Regions from separate parts of the Homo sapiens genome. Here region 2 is linked to region 1. A link is an interaction called in ENCODE POLR2A ChIA-PET data of the cell type or tissue named here. Cell type or tissue: GM12878. All regions are shown on one strand. Links, peaks and the distances in the headings refer to the core of each region. The heading gives the core; the rest is flanking DNA. Region 1 overlaps PDE4A (phosphodiesterase 4A). Region 2 has its middle 15 kb from the start of SLC44A2.

Region 1 (8,000 bases), core at 1-8,000:
GTATAAAATTAGTTTTCCATGGGGTGTGTGTGAGTGATTTTGCACACCTAGGGGACATTTGGCAATGTCTGGAGGCATTTTTGGTCTTTACAAATGAGCAGGGGGAGGCTGGGCGCGGTGGCTTATGCCTGTAATCCCAGCACTTTGGGAGGCCGAGGTGGGCGGATCACCTGAGGTCGGGAGTTCGAGACCAGCCTGACCAACATGGAGAAACACCATCTTTACTAAAAATACAAAATTAGCTGGGCGTGGTGGCGCATGCCTGTAATTCCAGCTTCTCGGGAGGCTGAGGCAGGAGAATCGCTTGAACCCGAGAGGCGGAGGTTGCAGTGAGCTGAGACTGCACCACTGTACTCCAGCCTGGGTGACAAGAAGGAAACTCTGTCTCAAAAAAAAAAAAAATGAGGAGGGGGATACTTCTGGCATCTAGTGGGTAGAGAGAGACCAGGGATTCTGCTAAGAATCCTGTAATACCCACGGCAGCTCCTAGCACAAAAAATGATCACCCAAATGTCAACAGTGCTGAGGCCTAGAAACTCAGGTCTGGACGGGTAGAGACATCAAACTCAGATGGTTGGGTTTCACCAGGGAGGATATAAAGTGGGGAGGGGCCAGGCAGGGTGGCTCACCCCTGTAATCCCAGCACTTTGGGAGGCTGAGGGAGGCAGACTGAGTGAGCCCAGGAGTTCGAGACCAGCCTGGGCAACATGACAGAACCCCATCTCCATGAAAAATACAAAAATTAGCCGAGTGTGGTGGTGCACGCCTATAGTCCCAGCCACTCTGGAGGCGGGGGTGGAGGATCATTTTAGCCCAGGAGGTGGAGGTTGCAGTGAGCCAAGATCACGCCCCTGCACTCCAGCCTGGGTGGCACAATGAGACCCTGTCTCAGAAAAAAAAGAAAAAGAAAAATGAAAACAAGGCCGGGTATGGTGACTCACCCCATATCCCAGCACTTTGGGAGGCCAAGGTTTGAGCCCAGGAGTTCAAGACAAGTCTGGCAACATAGCAAATCCCTGTCTCGACAAAAAATTTTAAAAAATTAGCTAGGTGTGGTGGTGTGCACCTGTATTCTCAGCTACTCTGGAGGCTGAGGCAGGAAGATCGCTTGAGCCCAGGAATTCAAGGCTGCAGTGAGCTATGATCACACCACTGCATGCTACCCTGGGCAACAGTGCAAGACCCGGTCTCAAAATAAATAAATAAAACCTAAATAAAAGAAAAACAGGAGGCTGGGCGCAGTGGCTCACACTTGTAATCCTGGCATTTTGGGAGGCCAAGGCGGGTAGATCACAAGGTCAGGAGTTCAAGACCAGCCTGGCCAACACGGTGAAACCCCATCTCTACTAAAAATACAAAAATTAGCCAGGCATGGTGGTGCACGCCTGTAATCCCAGATACTTGGGAGGCTGAGGCAGGAGAATCACTTGAACCTGGGAGGCGGAGGTTGCAGTGAGCCAAGATCGTGCCATTGTACTCCAGCCTGGGCAATAGAATGAGACTCCGTCTCAAAAACAAAACAAAACCAAAAACAGGACAACTTGGCATTGTGGAAAGGCAGGGGAGGAGCTCCTGGGCCTCAGAACTTCAGGCCAAGATGGGCTGGGGAGACTCACCCTGTGCCCGTCCATCAATGCCCCGAGCCTGTACCTGAGACTTCTCCACGGAGGCAGTGTGCTTGTCACACATGGGGCTGATTTCCATGCCACGCTCGCGCTCTCGGTCACCCTGCTGGAAGAACTCGGCCATGATGCGGTCTGTCCACTGGCGGTACAGCTCCAGCGGCTTGGTGGGGTTGCTGAGGTCGGCACAGTGCACCATGTTCCGGAGGACCTGCATGGGGTTGGGGCACAGGGGAAACTTCAGAGGCTATGCCTGTGTCCCAGTCTGAGACCTCAGGCATTCCTTCTTTTTTAAGAAATGGGGGCCAGGCACTGTGGCTCACGCCTGTAATTCCAGTACTTTGGGATGCTGAGGCGGGTGGATCATGAGGTCAGGAGTTCAAGACCAGCCTGGCCAACATGGTGAAACCCTGTCTCTACTAAAAATACAAAAAAATTAGCCAGGCACGGTGGCACATGCCTGTAATCCCAGCTATAGTGGGGCTGAGGCAGGAGAATTGCTTGAACCCAGGAGGCGGAGGTTGCCGTGAGCCGAGATCAAGCCACTGCCCTCCAGCCTGGGCGACAGAGTGAGACTCCATCTCAGAAAAAAAAAAAAAAAAAAAAAAGAATGGGGCTGGGCGCGGTGGCTCACATCTGTAATCACAGCACTTTGGGAGGCCAAGGTGGGCAGATCACTTGAGGTCATGAATTTGAGATCGGCCTGGCCAAGATGGCGAAACCCCATCTCTACTAAAAATACAAAAATTAGCCAGGTCTGGTGGTAGGCACCTGTAATCCCAGCTACGCTAGAGGCTGAGGCAGGAGAATTGCTGCAGCCCAGGAGGCGGAGTTTGCAGGGAACCAAGATCCGTGCCCTCTAGCCTGGGTGACAGAGAGACCCGATCTCAAAAAAAAAAAACCAAAAACAGAAAAGAAGAAAGAGAAAGAAGAAGGAAAGGAAAGGACAGGACAGGACAGGACAGGAAAGGAAAGGAAAAGAGGATCTTGCAATGTTGCTCTGGCTGGTCTCAAACTCCTGGCCTCAAACAGTCCTCCTGCCTCAGCCTCTGGAGTAGTTGAGATTATAGGCGTGAGCCACCACACCCAGCTTTCAGGCTTTCTTATCTCCCACCTGGGGAGGGAGGGAGTAGGGAGAGAAGGTGGGGAGAACAGAGAACAGAGGAGGTAACGGGGAGAGGTGTGTGGGAGATGGAGAAAATATGGGAGGAGTCGGAAGGGGGGTGAGGGAAGAGAAGATGGTTAGGGAGAGGGACAGGGGACCTGGAAGGAGTTGATGAGAAGAAAGGAGGAATTGGGGGAAATGGGAGGAAATGGTGGGAGAGATGGGAAGGAGAGATGGGATTGGAAAGTGAAGATGGAGAAGGGGACAGACAGAAAGAGGTCAGGTGTGGTGGCTCACGCCAGCTATCCCAGCACTTTGGCAGGCCAAGACAGGAGGATAACTTCAGCTCAGGAGTTTGAGACCAGACTGGGTGACATAGTGAGACCCCAACTCTCCTTTAAACATACAAAGTAAATAAAAATAAATTTAAAAAAAGAGGGCTGAGCGCGGTGGCTCACGCCTGTAATCCCAGCACTTTGGGAGGCCAAGGCGGGGGGCGGGGGGGGATCACCTGAGGTCGGGAGTTCGAGACCAGCCTGACAGACATGGAGAAACCCTCTCTACTAAAAGTACAAAATTAGCTGGGCATGGTGGCGCATGCCTGTGATCCCAGCTACTCGGCAGGCTGAGACAGGAGAATCGCTTGAACCCGGGAGGCGGGAGGCGGGAGGCGGGAGGCGGAGGTTGTGGTGAGCCAAGATGGCGCCATTGCATTCCAGCCTGGGCAACAAGAGCAAGACTCCGTCTCAAAAACAAACAAACAAAAAAAAAGAAAGAAGGACACAGGAAGATGGGCCACTTGGGAGAAAGAGGCTGAGGAAGGGGCAGTTAGCTACCCAGACCTAAAGGTGTGGCTGGGGGAGTGTCCTCCCTCCTTAGATGATGGGGCGTGGGGGCACCTGGATGCGGTCGGAGTAGTTATCTAGCAGGAGGACCCCTGAGCTGGTCACTTTCTTGGTCTCCACCATGGTCTTCAGGTCAGCCAGGAGGGTCATGTGCTTGGACATGTCCGTGGCCAGCACCTGCGGGCAAGGGGGCGTCACTGGGGCCGCTGACACCCGCCCCCCAGACTGACCCGGGCCTCTGAAGTTTTCACCAGGTAGAAGCCGCCCGCTCTGTCCAGGTTGAGGGTTCCTCTGGGACTCAGACCCACTCCTCCCCAAAGCCCTCGACTCCTAGGCTTCCTTTCCCGCTCCGTCCCGCCCCAGCCCCGCCCACCATGTCGATGACCATCTTGCGTAGGCTCTGCCGCTGGCGCTTGCTGAGGTTCTGGAAGATGTCGCAGTTGTCCTCCTGCAGCAGCTTGAAGCCCACGGCCAGGTGGTGATTCTCGAGCACCGACTCATCGTTGTACATGAGCGCCAGCTCCGAATCTGCAGCCCAGCCCGGAGGTCAGGGGAGGGCCCACGTGTGCAGCTCCAACCGCAGGAGGGCCAGCTCCGCCCCCAACTAGCTAACCCCTCCCCAGCCCGGCCAGCCTCGCCTCCAGCCCAGTCAGCTCTACCCCAGCCCGGCCATCCCCTTTCCAGCCCAGCCAGCCCCGCCCCCAGCCCCGCCTCCTGCCCGTTCATCCCCTTTCCAGCCCAGCCAGCCCCGCCTCCTGCCCGGCCATCCCCTTTCCAGCCCAGCCAGCCCCGCCCCCAGCCCCGCCTCCTGCCCGGCCATCCCCTTTCCAGGCCAGCCAGCCCCGCCCCCAGGCCAGCCAGCCCCTCCTCCAGCCTAGTTAGTTCCGCCCCCAGCCTGGCCAACACCGCCTCCAACTCAGCAAACCCCGCCCCTGGCGAGGGCCACTCACTGGTGTTGATGAGGAACTGGTTGGAGACCCCAGGGTGATCCACATCGTGGATGGCAGCCGCGAAGAGGGCGGCGAGAATCTCCAGGTCCGTGAACACTGCCTGGGAGCAGAGACACGGATGTTAGAATAACAGAGTTGAAGCCATGCATGGTGGTGAGCACCTGTTTGTCTCACCTACTTAGGAGGCTGAGATGGGAGGATCACTTGAGCCTAGGACTTCAAGGCCAGAAGTTCGAGGCCATCCTGGGCAACATAGCAAGGCCCTGTCTCAAATTTAATTTTCTTTCTTTTTTTTTTTTTTTTTTGAGACAGAGTTCTGCTCTTGTTGCCCAGGTTGGAATGCAGTGGCACGATCTTGGCTCACTGCAACTTCCCCATCCTGGGTTCAAGCAACTCTCCTGGTTCAGCCTCTCTAGTAGCTGGGATTACAGGCTCCCACCACCACGCCCGGCTAATTTTTAAAATATTTTTGGTAGAGACAGGGTTTCGCCATGTTGGCCATTTCTGACCTCAGGTGATTCACCTGCCTCAGCCTCCCAAAGTACTGGGATTACAAGTGTGAGCCACCGTGCCTAGCCCCCCGCAATTTTTATTTTATTTTTTTTGAGATGAAGTCTCACTTTGTTGCCCAGGCTGGAGTGCAGTGGCGCAATCCTGGCTCACTGCAACCTCCACCTACTGGGTTCCAGCGATTCTCCTGCCTCAGCCTCTGGAGTAGCTGGGATTACAGGCGTGCCCCACCACGCCCGGCTAATTTTTGTATTTTTAGTAAAGACAGTGTTTCACCACGTTGGTCAGGCTGGTCTCAAACTCCCGACCTCAGGTGATCCACCCATCTTGGCCTTCCAAAGTGCTGGGATTACAGGTGTGAGCCACCGCACCTGGACTAAAACTTTTTTTTTTTTAAGAAATAAGATTTTTGACCGGGCACAGTGGCTCACGCCTCTACTCCCAGCACTTTGGGAGGCCAAGGCGGGCTGATCACGAGGTTGGGAGTTTGAGACCAGCCTGTCCAACTTGGCGAAACGCCATCTCTACTAAAAATATTATAAAAACTTAGCCAGGCGTGGTGGTGGGCACCTGTAGTCCCAGCTACTCAGGAGGCTGAGGCAGGAGAATCACTTGAACCCGGGAGGCAGAGGTTGCAGTGAGCTGAGATCGTGCCACTGCACTCTAGCCTGGGTGGCAGAGCAAGACTCCGTCTCAAAAAGAAAAAAAAAAGAGAGAGAAATGGCGTCAAAGAGAGATGGAGGTCAGAGACACAGGGTCAGAGAGACACACAGGAGGCTGAAGAGGCAGTCACAAAGAGAGATGGGGACGGTCACTCACAGGGCAGTCACTCACATCTAGTGCAGGCGTGGCCAGCAGTACGTGGGTGGACTGCAGCACGTCAGCTGCGTGCAGGCTGTTATGGTAGGCCACGTCAGCGTGGTAGTGATCCTCCAGCGTCAGCATGTATGTCACCATCGTGTCCACAGGGATGCGGAATTTCTTCAGCAGGTCCCGCTCCTGAGAGCAGGCAGGGGCAGGGTGGTGACCTCCACCGGCCTCCAGCGCCCCGCTATGAGCCCCTCACCCGGGCCCACTCCCAGCTGTCCCCATCACCTGGAATATCATGTACATGATGCAGGTGAGTGAGCGGCCTCCAGCGTAATCCGACACGCAAAAGATGTTCAGGCCCCACTTGTTCAGGTTCTCCAGTTCCTGGTGGAGACGGAGGCCAGAGGTCAGAAGCCTGTAAGGCTCAGGGCCCTGGAGAACATTTCCTAGGAGTTTGAAGCCTTGGTCTGAAGGAAGCACCATTATTGCTCACCCAGTGGGTGACAGGTTCAACAGCACAGAATGTACTGCCCTCGTCCTACTGGGCTGCAAAATAGCGAAAGCAATCACAGCCACTGTCTTTTGAGTACTTATGATCTGCCAAGTATTGCTCTAAGCACTTGATCTCGTTTGGCAGGTGAAGGCACCAAGGCTCAGAGAGGCGATGTGACTTCTCCAAGATCATGCAGCTCATAAGTGGCAAAGCTAGGATAGGAACCCAGCACGACTGGCCCCAGCACAGCTCAGCCTCTTAGCTAAGCTGTTCACGAGCCCCAGGGGAGAAAGGAAGAAGGGCTTATTTTCCATGTCTCTCCAAAATTCAGAAAAGGGCCAGCACATAGTAGCTGCTTAATAAACACCAGTTGGCCAGGTGCAGTGGCTCACGCCTGCAATCCCAGCACTTTGTGAGGCTAAGGCGGGTGGATCACTTGAGGCCAGGAGTTCGAGACCAGCCTGGTCAACATGGTGAAACCCCATTTCTACTAAAAATACAAAAATTAGCCAGGTGTGCTGGCACAGGCCTTTAGTCCCGGCTAGTCAGGAGGGTGAGGCAGGAGTATTGCTTGAACCCAGGAGGTGGAGGTTGCCTTGAGCCGAGATCACACTACTGCACTCCAACCTGGGCAACAGAGCGAGTCTCCATCTCAAAATAAATAAATAAATAAAAATAAATAACTAAAGGCCAGGTGACTGAATGGAAGATTCACTGGAGGAGGTGGCTCAAAGAGGGTTACAATAAGCCTCAGCTGAGTGAGCCACCAAAGATGGATCACTTCCACTGCCGCTGTCCCCTGGAAGAGCTAGGAGTGAAACACCGGTCTGGACTGTTGGGGACACTATGGGGGCACAGTCTGGATTAGCGTCACTGCTGTGTACACCAATCCCTCTGCAGCTGGGAGTGTTGCCTGCTAAGGCTCACAGCTGCCTGCATTTCCAGAAGACTAGTCCCAACAGGAGCTACATGCAAGAGGTGATACGTCCAGCCCTGGGGACGGCCCCCAAGCAATGAATGATACAGAGGTACAAAGAGCCAGCATGCTTGCCTCAAGATGGGCTCAAACCCTCATCTCAAGCTCTGCTTCTGGGAAACCTGGCCTAAGACATAACCCAATGCCCAGTCCTTCTCAGGGTCCCAGGAGACCACCCCCTCCAGCCCTGCCCCTACTGAGCCCCCACCCACTTGGGCCAGGAGCTCTTCTTGATCGGTCTTCACCCCAAATCGGGGAATGTTAGAGTTGTTCAGGCTGTTACTATGCATCAACTTTTTCAACCCTGTGATTTGGGACATGGGCTGTAAGTGTGGTACAGGGGGCGGGGGCGGCTGGGAGGGTCTTGGTCGCGGCGCTTGCTGTTTTTCTCGTTCCTTCATCGTGGGTGATGGGATCTCCACTTCATTCTGTTTGTCTGCAGAAGATGGGGAGCAGGAACAAGTGTGAACAACCCTTCCACCCCTGGAGGCTCCCTTATTCTTCAGCCCACTACCACGTACGGGGAAGGCTCACCCGAAACGGCAGAACCCTTTCAGCTGTGATGCCGCTGGCTACTCAGAGTCAGGAAACCAGAGGGGATGTGGGAAATCTTCCAGGAGGTGGTGGGCTGGAGTGGGGGCCCAGGGCTCTGGGATGGCCCCGGTCTGATCATCAGATATGGATGGAGA
Region 2 (10,997 bases), core at 1,810-9,809, 150 kb before region 1:
GATCACTTGAGTCCAGGAGATCAAGAGCAGACTAAGCAACAGGCAAGACCTCGTCTCTAAAAAAACAACAAAACAAAACAAAACAAAAAAACAAAAATTAACTGGGCGTGGTGACATGCCTTTGTAGTCCCAGCTACTTGCGAGCCTGAGGTGAGAGAATCTTTGAGCCGGGGGAGACGGAGGTTGCAGAGGGCTCAGATTGCCCCACTGCACTCCAGCCTGGGAAACAGAATGAGACCCTGTCTTTCTCACTGTGTATATTGAACACAGTTTCACTCTGTTTCAATAAATAAATAAACATAATAATAAAATGTTACATGGTTCACCTCATTTCATCCTTTTTTTTTTTTTTCTTTGGAGACAGGGTCTCACTGTCACCCAGGCTGGAAAGCAGTGGCACCATCTTGGCTCACTGCAGCCACGACCTCCAGGGCTCAAGTGATCTTCCACCTCAGCTGGCACATGTCACCATGCCCGGCTAATTTTTGTATTTTTGGTAGAGACAGGGTTTCGCTATGTTGCCCAGGCTGGTCTCTAAATCCTTGGCTCAGGCAATCCCGCTTTGGCCGCCCAAAGTGCTGGGATCACAGGTGTGAGCCACCATGTCCAGCCCGCCTCATTTCATCTTTACAGCACCTCCTATCATTATCCCCATTTGACAGACAGATCAACTGAGGCCTAGAGAGAAAGAAGGTGCCCATGGTGTGAAAGATTTCAATCAGCAGACCCAAGCTGTCCAGCTCCCAAGTCAATGTTTGGACAGTTAACCTTCCAACAACACAGGTTTGAGCTTCATGGTTCCCCTTAAACACAATTTTTCTTCTGCCTCTGTTACCCCTGAGACAGCAAGACCAACCCCTCCCCTTCCTCTTCCTCTTCCTCCTCAGCTCACTCAATGTGAAGACCATTTTTTTTTTTTTTGAGACGGAGTCTCCCTCTGTTGCCCAGGCTGGAGCGCACTGGTGTGATCTCGGCTCACGGCAACTTCCGCCTCCCGGGTTTAAGCGACTCTTGTGCCTCAGCCTCCCGAGTAGCGGGGACTTCAGGTGTGAGCCACCATGCCTGGCTAATTTTTGTATTTTTAGTAGAAATGGGGTTTCACCATGTTGGCCAGGCTGGTCTCAAACTCCTGACCTCAAGTGATCCTCCCACCTTGGCCTCCCAAAGTGCTGGGATTACAGGCATGAGCCACTGCACCTGGCCCCTAATTTTTTTTTTTATTTTTGGTAGAGACAGGATTTTCACCATGTTGGCCAGGCTTGTCTTGAAGTCCTGACCTCAAATGATCCACCTGCCTTGGCCTCCCAAAGTGCTATGATTACAGGTGTGAGCCACCACGCCCAGCCTCTGAAAACCTTTTTGATGATCCACTTCCACTTAATAAATAATAAATGTATTTTCTTTTCCTTACATTTTAATATTTTTTCCCTTAAAAGGAATGGCAAAAAAAAAAAACGCAATTACTTTTGCACCAACTTAATAACATTTTCTTTTCTTTTCTTCTTCTTTTTTTTTTTTTTTTTTGAGACGGAGTCTCATTCTGTCACCCAGGCTGGAGTGCAGTGGCGCAATCTTGGCTCACTGTGACCTCTACCTCCCGGGTTCAAGAGATTCTCCTGCCTCAGCCTCCCAAGTACCTGGGATTACAGGCACGCACCACCATGTCCGGCTAATTTTTGTATTTTTAATAGAGACGTGGTTTCACCATGTTGGCCAGGTTGGTCTCAAACTCCTGACCTCGGGTGATCCGCCCGCCTCAGCCTCCCAAAGTGCTGGGATTATCGGCGTGAGCCACCGCGCCCAGCCACATTTTCTTTTCTTCAGCTTACTTTATTGTAAGAATACGATATATATAATACAGAGACACAATATGTGTATGTTGATATGTTGTCCGTAAGGCTAAGAGTCAACAGTAGGCTATCACTAATTAAGTTTTGGGGGACTTATATGCAGTTATATGCAGGCCGGGCATGGTGACTCATGCCTGCAATCCCAGCATTTTGGGAGGCTGAGGTGGGAGGATCTCTTGAGGCCAGGAGTTGGAGACCAGCCTGATCAACAGATCACAACCCTGTCTCTACAAAAACTTAAGGCATACACAGATTTCTAATTTCACAGGGGGTTGGTGCCCCTCACACCCATGTGGTTTGAGGGTCAAATGCATTATTTCCTTTCGTTGCTGTAACAAGACACCAATGCCTTGGTGGCTTAAAAAAACACAAATTTATGGACGGGTGCGGTGGCTCATGCCTGTAATCCCTGCACTTTGGGAGGCCGAGGCAGGTGGATCACCTGAGGTCAGGAGCTTCAGACCAGCGTGGCCAACGTGGTGAAACCCCATCTCTACTAAAAATACAAAAAATTAGCTGGGCGTGGTGGTGTGCACCTGTAATTCCAGCTACTCAGGAGGCTGAGGCAGTAGAATTGCTTGAAACCAGGAAGCAGAGGTTGCAGTGAGCCAAGATCGCATCACTGCACTCCAGCCTGGGCAACAAGAGCAAAACTCGTCTCAAAAATAATAATAATAATAATAAATAAAAACCACAAATTTATTATCTCACAGCTCAGGAGGACAGAAGCACAAAATGCATCTCACTGGGCTACAATCGATGTGTAGGCAGGGCTGTTTCTTTCGGAGATTTTAGGGGAAAATCTGTTTCCTTGTCTGTTTCACCTTCTAGAGGCCGCCCACATTCCTTGGCTCCTGGCCACTTCTTCCATTTTTAAAGACAGCAATCACATCAAACCCACCTCGCTTCCGTCGTTCCATGTCCTCCTCTGACTCTGCTACCACCCTCTTCCATTTTTCTTAAAGAGACGGGGTCTCACTATGTTGCCCAGGCTGGTCTCAAAGTCCTGGGTTCAAGCAGTCCTCCTGCCTTAGCCTCCCAAAGTGCTTGAACTACAGGCATGAGCCACTACACCCAGCCAAAGTCTTCAACTTGGCCAGGCGCAGTGGCTTACACCTGTAATCCCAGCACTTTGGGAAGTCAAGGCAGGCAGATTACTTGAGGTCAGGAGTTTGAGACCAGCCTGTCCAACGTGGTGAAACCCCATGTCTACTAAAAATACAAAAAATTAGCCGGGCATAGTGGTGGGCGCCTGTAGTCCCAGCTACTCGGGAGGCTGAGGCAGGAGAATCACTTGAACCCAGGAGGCAGAGGTTGTGGCAAGCCAAGATTGCGCCACTGCACTCTAGCCTGGGTGACAGAGCAAGACTCCATCTCAAAAAAAAAAAAGAAAGAAAATAAAAAGTAAAAAATAACTATATTATCTGGGTGTGGTGGTGCATGCCTGTGGTCCCAGCTACTCAGGAGGCTGAGGTGGGAGAATCGCTTGAGCCCGGGAGGCAGAGGCTGCAGTGAGCTGTGATCACGCCACTGCACTCCAGCCTGGATGACAGAAAACACTGTCTCTAAAAAACCAAAACCAAACAAATAAAAATAACAAAACAAAAACTTCTCCAATCCCCACTAACCATTAGTGTGATCCCATTTCACGACGGGCACACTGAGGTTGCTTGCTCGGGCCACACAGCTGGTGAGGAGCACAGCCAGGAGTCAAACCAACGCCCTGCTGGAGCCAACCCAGGCCTTTTCCTTGGCAGGTACTGGGAGAAGCAGAGATAACGTTGCGGCAATGGTGTGGAAGAAAAATTGGGAAAATTGAGCTGTTGGACAAGGCCAGGATTGGGAGAGGCAGCCTTCGGGTGCCAGCCTTGCTGGCTGTGACGGCTGACCCACCCAAGTGCAGTGGGCGTGGGCGATAAGAGAACTGCCACAGCCTGCCCAGTCACAGTGCTGGTGCCAGGACATCAAATGCCACCCAGCCCCCACAGCTTCCGGACACTGGCCAAGTCCCCAAGGGCTGCAGCGGCCCAAGGCCTCACCCGTACAGCCAGCCACTGGCCTCTGCCTTCCCAGAAGTCTGTGCCTGGGGAATGAGCATCGCCAGCTGCCCAGACACCTCTTTTGACAAAGGGTTTGAGGACAGCATCTGGGTGGGGAGGCTCAGAAGGGTTAAGGGCAAAAGATAGAGCGCCTACTGTATGCTGGACTATGTTAGGCACCAAACCAGAGATTTGCTTCTAGAAACATTTAACCTTTTTTTATTTTTTATTTTTTGAGACAGGGTCTCCTTTTTTGCCCAGGATGAAGTGCAGGGGCGCAATCATAGCTCACTGCAGCCTTGACCTCCTGGGCTCAAGTGATCCTCCCGCCTCAGACTCCCTAGTGGATGGGACCACAGGCATGCACCACCACGCCCCGCTAATTTTTAATTTTTTGTTTTGCAGAAACAGGGTCTCACTATGTTGCCCAGGCTGGTATAAAATTCCTGGGCTCAAGTGATCCTTCCGCCCTGGCATCCCAAAGTGCTGGGATTATAGGAGTGAGCCACCACACCCGGCTCAGCCTAAGAAGCTTTAAAAAGATCCAGATGCCACACACACACAGAAATTAATAGGTCACAATCTGGAAGGAGACTTCTTGGCTGAGCTACCTCTGAGGTGAAAACAGCTAGCCAAAGATTTGTAGAAGATTCTTTCACATGGAAAGCTAAAATCTTCCATGGACTTGAGGACTTACTTATAATTAGCTTTTAGTCCCCCTGCCAGAACAGAGGGAATTTATTAATTTTATTATGTAAGAGTTTATTTGTTTACTTGTATATTTGAGATGGGGTCTCATTCTGTTACCTAGGTTGGAGTGCAGTGGCACAATGTCGGCTCACTGCAACCTCTGCCTCCTAGGCTCAAGCAATCCTCCCACCTCACCCTCCAGAGTGGCTCGGACCACAGGCATAAGCCACCATGACCAGCTAATTTTTTTGCATATTTTTGGGAAGAAGGGGTTTTGCAATGTTGCCCAGGCTAGTCTCAAACTCCTGGACTCAAGCGATCCACCCACCTTGGCCTCACAAACAGCTGGGATTATAGGAGTGAACCACGATCCACCCACCTTGGCCTCACAAACAGCTGGGATTACAGGAGTGAACCACTGCACCGGGTCTCTTGTTTGTTTATTTATTTATTTATTATTTTTTGAAATAGTGTCTCACTCTCTTGCCCAGGCTGGAGTGCAGTGGCGCAATCTTGGCTAACTGCAACCTCTGCTGCCCAGGTTCAAGCAATTCTCCTGCCTCAGCCCCCTGAGTAGCTGAGATTACAGGTACCTGCCACCACGCCTGGCTAAATTTTGTAGTGTTAGCAGAGATGGGGTTTCACCATCTTGGTCAGGCTGGTCTCGAACTCCTGACCTCAAGTGACCTACCCGCCTGGGCCTCACAAAGTGCTGGGATTACAGGCGTGAGGCACTGCACGCAGCCTAAAATAATATTTTAAAATAATGCTCTCTAGCCCGGCACAGAGGCACATGCCTATAGTCCCCTACTTAGGAGGTTGAAGGGGAAGGATCGCTTCAGCCGGGGAATTCAACCAGCCTGGGGAACATCATAAGACTCCCTCTCAAAAAAAATTTTTTTTTAAATTAAAAATAAATAAATAAATATCATGTTCACCTTGGGGATCGATTGGGAAATGGCAAAAGAAAAGTCTTGGCGGGGCGCGGTGGCTCACAACTGTAATCCCAGCACTTTGGGAGGCCGAGGCGAGCGGATCACTTGAGGTCAGGAGTTCCAGACCAGCCTGGCCAACATGGTGAAACCCCGTCTCTACTAAAAATACAAAAATGAGCCAGGCATGGTGGCACATGCCTGTAATCCCAGCTACTCGGGAGGCTGAGGCCAGAGAATCACTTGAACCCGGGAGGCAAAGGTTGCAGTGAGCCAAGATCACGCCATTGCACTCCAGCCTGGGCAACAAGAGTGAAACTCCATCTCAAAAAAAAAAAAAAAAAAAAAAAAAGCCAGGCGCGGTGGCTCACGACTGTAATCCCAGCACTTTGGGAGGCCGAGGCGGGCAGATCACGAGGTCAGGAGATCAAGACCATCTGGCTAACACAGTGAAACCCCGTTTCTACTAAAAAAATACAAAAAAATCAGCCGGGCATGGTGGCGGGCGCCTGTAATCCCAGCTACTCGGGAGGCTGAGGCAGGAGAATGGCGTGAACCCGGGAGGCGGAGCTTGCAGTGAGCCGAGATCACGTCACTGCACTCCAGCCTGGGTGACTGAGTGAGACTCAGTCTCAAAAAAAAAAAAAAAAAAGGAAAAGAAAAGTCTCTAGGGAGAATTCTCTACCAGGGCTCTGCAAATGTTTTCTGTTAAGGACAAGATATTAAAGATTTTAAGCTTTGTGGTTCACATATCATCTGTCATATATATATATTTTTTTTTCTTTTTTCACAACCATTTAAAAATATAAGAGCCATTCTTAGCCCACTAGCCTTACAAAAACAGGCCACCACCCAACAATCTAAATATAAGTAACATTAGCCAGGCTCGGTGGCTCACGCCTGTAATCCCAGCACTTTGGGAGGCCAAAGTGGGAGAATCATTTGAGGTCACGAGTTTGAGACCAGCCTGGTCAACATAGTGAAACCCTGTCTCTACTAAAAATACAAAAATTAGCCGGGCATGGTTGTGCATGCCTATAATCCCAGCTATTCGGGAGGCTGAGGCAGGAGAATAACTTGAACCCAGGAGGCAGAGGCTGCAGTCAGCCGAGATTGTGCCCTGCCCTTCAGCCTGGGCAACAGAGACAGATTCTGTCTCAAAAAATAAATAAATAAATAAGAGTAACATCATAGATCTGTACATTTAAAAAGAGTTATGGGCTGGGCATGGTGGCTTACACCTGTAATCTCAGTACCTTGAGAGGCTGAGGTGGGAGGATCACTTGAGCCCAGGAGTTCAAGACCAGCCTGGACAACATAGCAAGACTCTATCTCTACAAAAAAACTAATAATGTGTGGTTTTTTTAGTATGTAAATTATACTTCGCCAGGCACAGTGGCTCTTGCCTTTAATCCCAGTATTTTGGGAGACTGAGGCGGGTGGATCACTTGAGGTCAGGAGTTTGAGACCAGCCTGACAAACATGGCAAAACCCAGTCTCTACTAAAAATACAAAAAGTAGCTGGACGTGGTGAGGTGCACCTGTAATCCCAGCTACTCAGGAGCCTGAGGCAGGAGAATCACTTGAACCCAGGAGGCGGAGGTTGCAGTGAGCTGAGATCATGCCACTACACTCCAGCCTGGGCGACAGAGCAAGATTCTGTCTTGAAAAAAAAGAAAAAAGCAACAAAAACAAACCAAATTATACTTCAATTTAAAATGTAGGCTGGGCCGGGCATGGTTGCTCACGCTTGTAATCTCAGCACTTTGGGAGGCCAAGGTGGGCAGATCACAAGGTCAGGAGTTCAAGACCAGCCTGGCCAATATGGTGAAACCCCGTCTCTACCAAAAATACAAAAATTAGCTGGGCGTGGTGGCACATGCCTGTAATCCCAGCTACTGGGGAGGCTGAGGCAGAAGAATCGCTTGAACCCAGGAGGTGGAGTTTGCAGTGAGCTGAGATGGCGCCACTGCTCTCCAGCCTGGGCAACAGAGCAAGACTCCATCTCAAAAAAAAAAAAAAAAAAAAAGGTAGGCTGGGTGCAGTGGCTCACGACTCTAGCCCCAGCACTCTGGCAGGCTGAAGCACGTGGATAGCTTGAGCCCAGGAGTTCCAGACCAGCCTGGGCAACATGACAAAACCCAATCTCTACAAAAAATACAAAAATTAATCGGGCACGGTAACTCGAATCTTGTAGTCCCAGGTCCTTGGGAGGCTGAGGCAGGAGAATTGCTTAAACCCAGGAGGCAGAGGTTGCAGTGAGCCGAGATTGTACCACTGCACTTAACCCTGGGTGACAGAGTGAGACCCTGTCTCAAATTAAAAAAATAAATAAATAAATAAAATATATATATACTAATAAAATAATAATACAAATAGGCCCTCCTTGCACATGACAGGGCCCTGGAAATGTTCTTTTTTCCTCATCTGGTTGCTGGCCAGATAAGGTGTTCACCTTGTGAAAGCTCCTTCAGCCTCATATATTTAGGATCTATGCCCTTTTATGTATGTATTTCCAACTTCGAAAAAAAGTTTAAAATAAATATTCCCTTTGATTGGCTAAATAAAAGACAGCCCATCCACAAATGTACTATTCTATGCTACCGTGAAAAAAGATTGTGCTGGGCGCCATGGCACACACCTGTGATCAGTCCCAGCTACTCGGGAGGCTGAGGCGGGAGGATCCCTTCAACTCAGGAGTTCTAGGCTAGCCAAGGCAACATAGCAAGACCCTGTCTCTCCTTTTTTTTTTTTTTTCTTTGAGACGGAGTCTCGCTCTGTTGCCCAGGCTGGAGTGCAGTGGCGCGATCTCGGCTCACTACAACCTCCACCTCCTGGGTTCAAGCGATTCTCCTGCCTCAGCCTCCCAAGTATCTGAGACTACAGGTGCATGCCACCATGCCCAGCTAATTTTTTTATTTTTAGTAGAAACGGGGTGGCTGGGCGCAGTGGCTCACACCTGTAATCCCAGCACTTTGGGAGGCCGAGGCGGGGGCGGATCACGAGGTCAGGAGATCGAGACCACGGTGAAATCCCGTCTCTACTAAAAATACAAAAAATTAGCCGGGGGCAGTGGCAGGCACAGTGGCGGGCGCCTGTAGTCCCAGCTACTCGGGAGGCTGAGGCAGGAGAATGGCATGAACCCGGGAGGCGGTGCTTGCAGTGAGCCGAGATCACGCCACTGCACTCCAGCCTGAGCGACAGAGTGAGACTCCGTCTCAAAAAAAAAAAAATAATAATAATAATAATAAATGATTGAGGAAGCTTTGGAGGTGTTGACAAGAGATCCTCTCCAATGTATATTAGGCAAAACAAATAAACAAAAAAAAGCTGGGTGTGGTGGCCCACGCCTATAATCCTAGCACTTTGGGAGGCCAGTACAGGAGGATTGCTTTAGCCCAGGACTTCATGACCAGCCTGGGCAACATGGTGAGACCCTGCCTCTAAAAAAAAAAAAAAAAAAAAATTAGTTGAGTATCACGGCACACACCCGTAGTCTCAACTACACAGGAGGCAGAAGCAGGAGGATCACTTGAGCCCAGGAATTTGAGGCTGCGGTGAGCTATGATCGCACCACTGCACTCTAGCCCAGCCTGGGTGACAGAGTGAGACCCTGTGTATAAACAACAACAACAACAACAAAGAATAAAGTATGGTCCGGGGTGGGAGAGCAAGAGGGAAACTTTCATCTCAAAGCCGTAACATCTTTTGTATCTTTTGTATTTAAAGCATGTGAATGTATTATCCCTTTCAAAGAAAATAGCCCCAAGAGGCCGGGCGAGGTGGCTCACGCCTGTAATCTCAGCACTTTGGGAGGCCAAGGCAGGCTGATCACAAGGTCAGGAGATCGAGACCATCCTGGCTAACATGGCGAAACCCGGTCTCTACTAAAAAATACAAAAAAATTAGCCAGGCGTGGTGGCGGGCGCCTGTAGTCCCAGCTACTCGGGAGGCTGAGGCAGGAGAATGGCGTGAACCCGGGAGGCGGAGCTTGCAGTGAGCCGAGACCGTGTCACTGCACTCCAGCCTGGGCGACAGAGCGAGACTCCGTCTCAAAAAAAAAAAAAAAAAATAGCCGTAAGTAACTACCTTTTCATACATACATACATACATACATATATATGTGTATGTGTATATATATATTTTAATATATATGTATATAATTATTTTTTGAGATGGAGTTTTGCCCTTGTTACCCAGGCTGGAGAGAAATGGCACGATCTCAGCTCACTGCAACCTCTGCCTCCTGGGTTCAAGCAATTCTCCTGTCTCAGCCTCCCACATAGCTGGGACTACAGGTGCACGTCACTATTCCAAGAACATTTTTGTATTTTTAGTAGAGACAGGGTTTCACGATATTGGTAAGGTTGGTCTCAAACTCCAGACCCCAGGTGATCCACTTGCCTCGGCCTCCCAAAGTGCTGATATTAGAGGCGTGAGCCACTGTGCCCAGCCAATTTTTGTATTTTTAGTAGAGACAGGGTTTCGCCATGTTGGTCAGGCTGGTCTCGAACTCCTGACTTCAGGTGATCCACCTGCCTCGGCCTCCCAAAGTGCTGGGATTACAGGCGTGAGCCACCACACCCGGCCACATGTATATATATATATTTAAATCAGGTGCCAGGGCCTCACTGCAGGCTGAATTGTATTCTAGCAAATGGGACCAGGGAATCTGCTTTTTATTTTGAGACAGGGTCTTCCTCTGTCATCCAGGCTGGAGTGCAGTGGCGCTATCTTTGCTCACTGCAACCTCTGCCTCCTGGGCTCAAGCAATCCTCCCACCTCAGCCTCCCAAGTAGCTGGAATACAGTTGAGCACCACCATGCTCAGTTAATTTTTAAATTTTTTTGTAGAGACAGGGTCTCACTATATTGCCCAGGCTGGTCTCAAACTCATGGGCTCAAGCGATCCTCCCACCTGGGACTCCCAAAGTGCTGGAATTATAGGCATCAGCGACTGCCCAGCCAGAGTCTGGTTTTTGTTGTTTTTTGAGATGGAGTCTCGCTCCATAGCCCAGGTTGGAGTGCAGTGGCACCATCTCAGCTCACTGCAACCTCTGCCTCCCAGGTTCAATCAGTTCTCCTGTCTCAGCCTCCCAAGTAGCTGGGATTACAGATGTGCACCACCATGCTTGGCTAATTTTTATATTTTTAATAGAGACGGGGTTTCACCATGTTGGCCAGGCTGGCCTCGATCTCCTGACCTCAAGTGACCCACCCACCTCAGCCTCTCAAAGTGCTGGGATTACAGGTGTGAACCTGTAATCCTTGCCTGGCCAAGAGTCCTTTTTTTTTTTTGAGACGGAGTCTCACTCTGTCACCTAAGCTGGAGTGCAGTGGCGCCACCTTGGCTCACTGTAACCTCTGCCTCCCAGGTTGAAGCGATTCTCCGGCCTCAGCCTCCCGAGTAGCTGGGACTATAGGTACACTAATTTTTTGTATTTTTATTATTTATTTATTTATTTATTTCGAGACTGAATTTCACTC

What was found. Peaks named below come from ENCODE experiments on the same cell type or tissue, not always from the same donor. Only the 100,000 strongest peaks of a DNase experiment are listed, where the experiment ranks them.
Region 2: POLR2A ChIA-PET joins it to region 1 with 10 read pairs; 2 of 35 experiments call an interaction of 5 or more read pairs at or near these places.

What each region holds. Positions count from the first base shown.
Region 1 is chr19:10,457,626-10,465,625 of GRCh38, reverse strand. It overlaps PDE4A (phosphodiesterase 4A), which reads right to left. Exons shown (of 15, transcript NM_001111307.2): 8 at 7,524-7,747; 9 at 6,128-6,226; 10 at 5,867-6,031; 11 at 4,523-4,622; 12 at 3,946-4,100; 13 at 3,627-3,749; 14 at 1,651-1,833. Among named protein-coding and RNA genes, the nearest start is that of PDE4A, 41 kb to the right of the region's middle. RefSeq lists enhancers at 3,926-4,065, 3,570-4,294 and a silencer at 4,256-4,435. In GM12878, for the core only: no CTCF peak of the experiment used is centred there; a DNase peak (open chromatin) is centred at 4,195; H3K4me3 peaks cover 358 bases.
Region 2 is chr19:10,605,498-10,616,494 of GRCh38, reverse strand. It overlaps a transcript of SLC44A2 not described here. Among named protein-coding and RNA genes, the nearest start is that of SLC44A2, 15 kb to the left of the region's middle. In GM12878, for the core only: no CTCF peak of the experiment used is centred there; no DNase peak of the experiment used is centred there.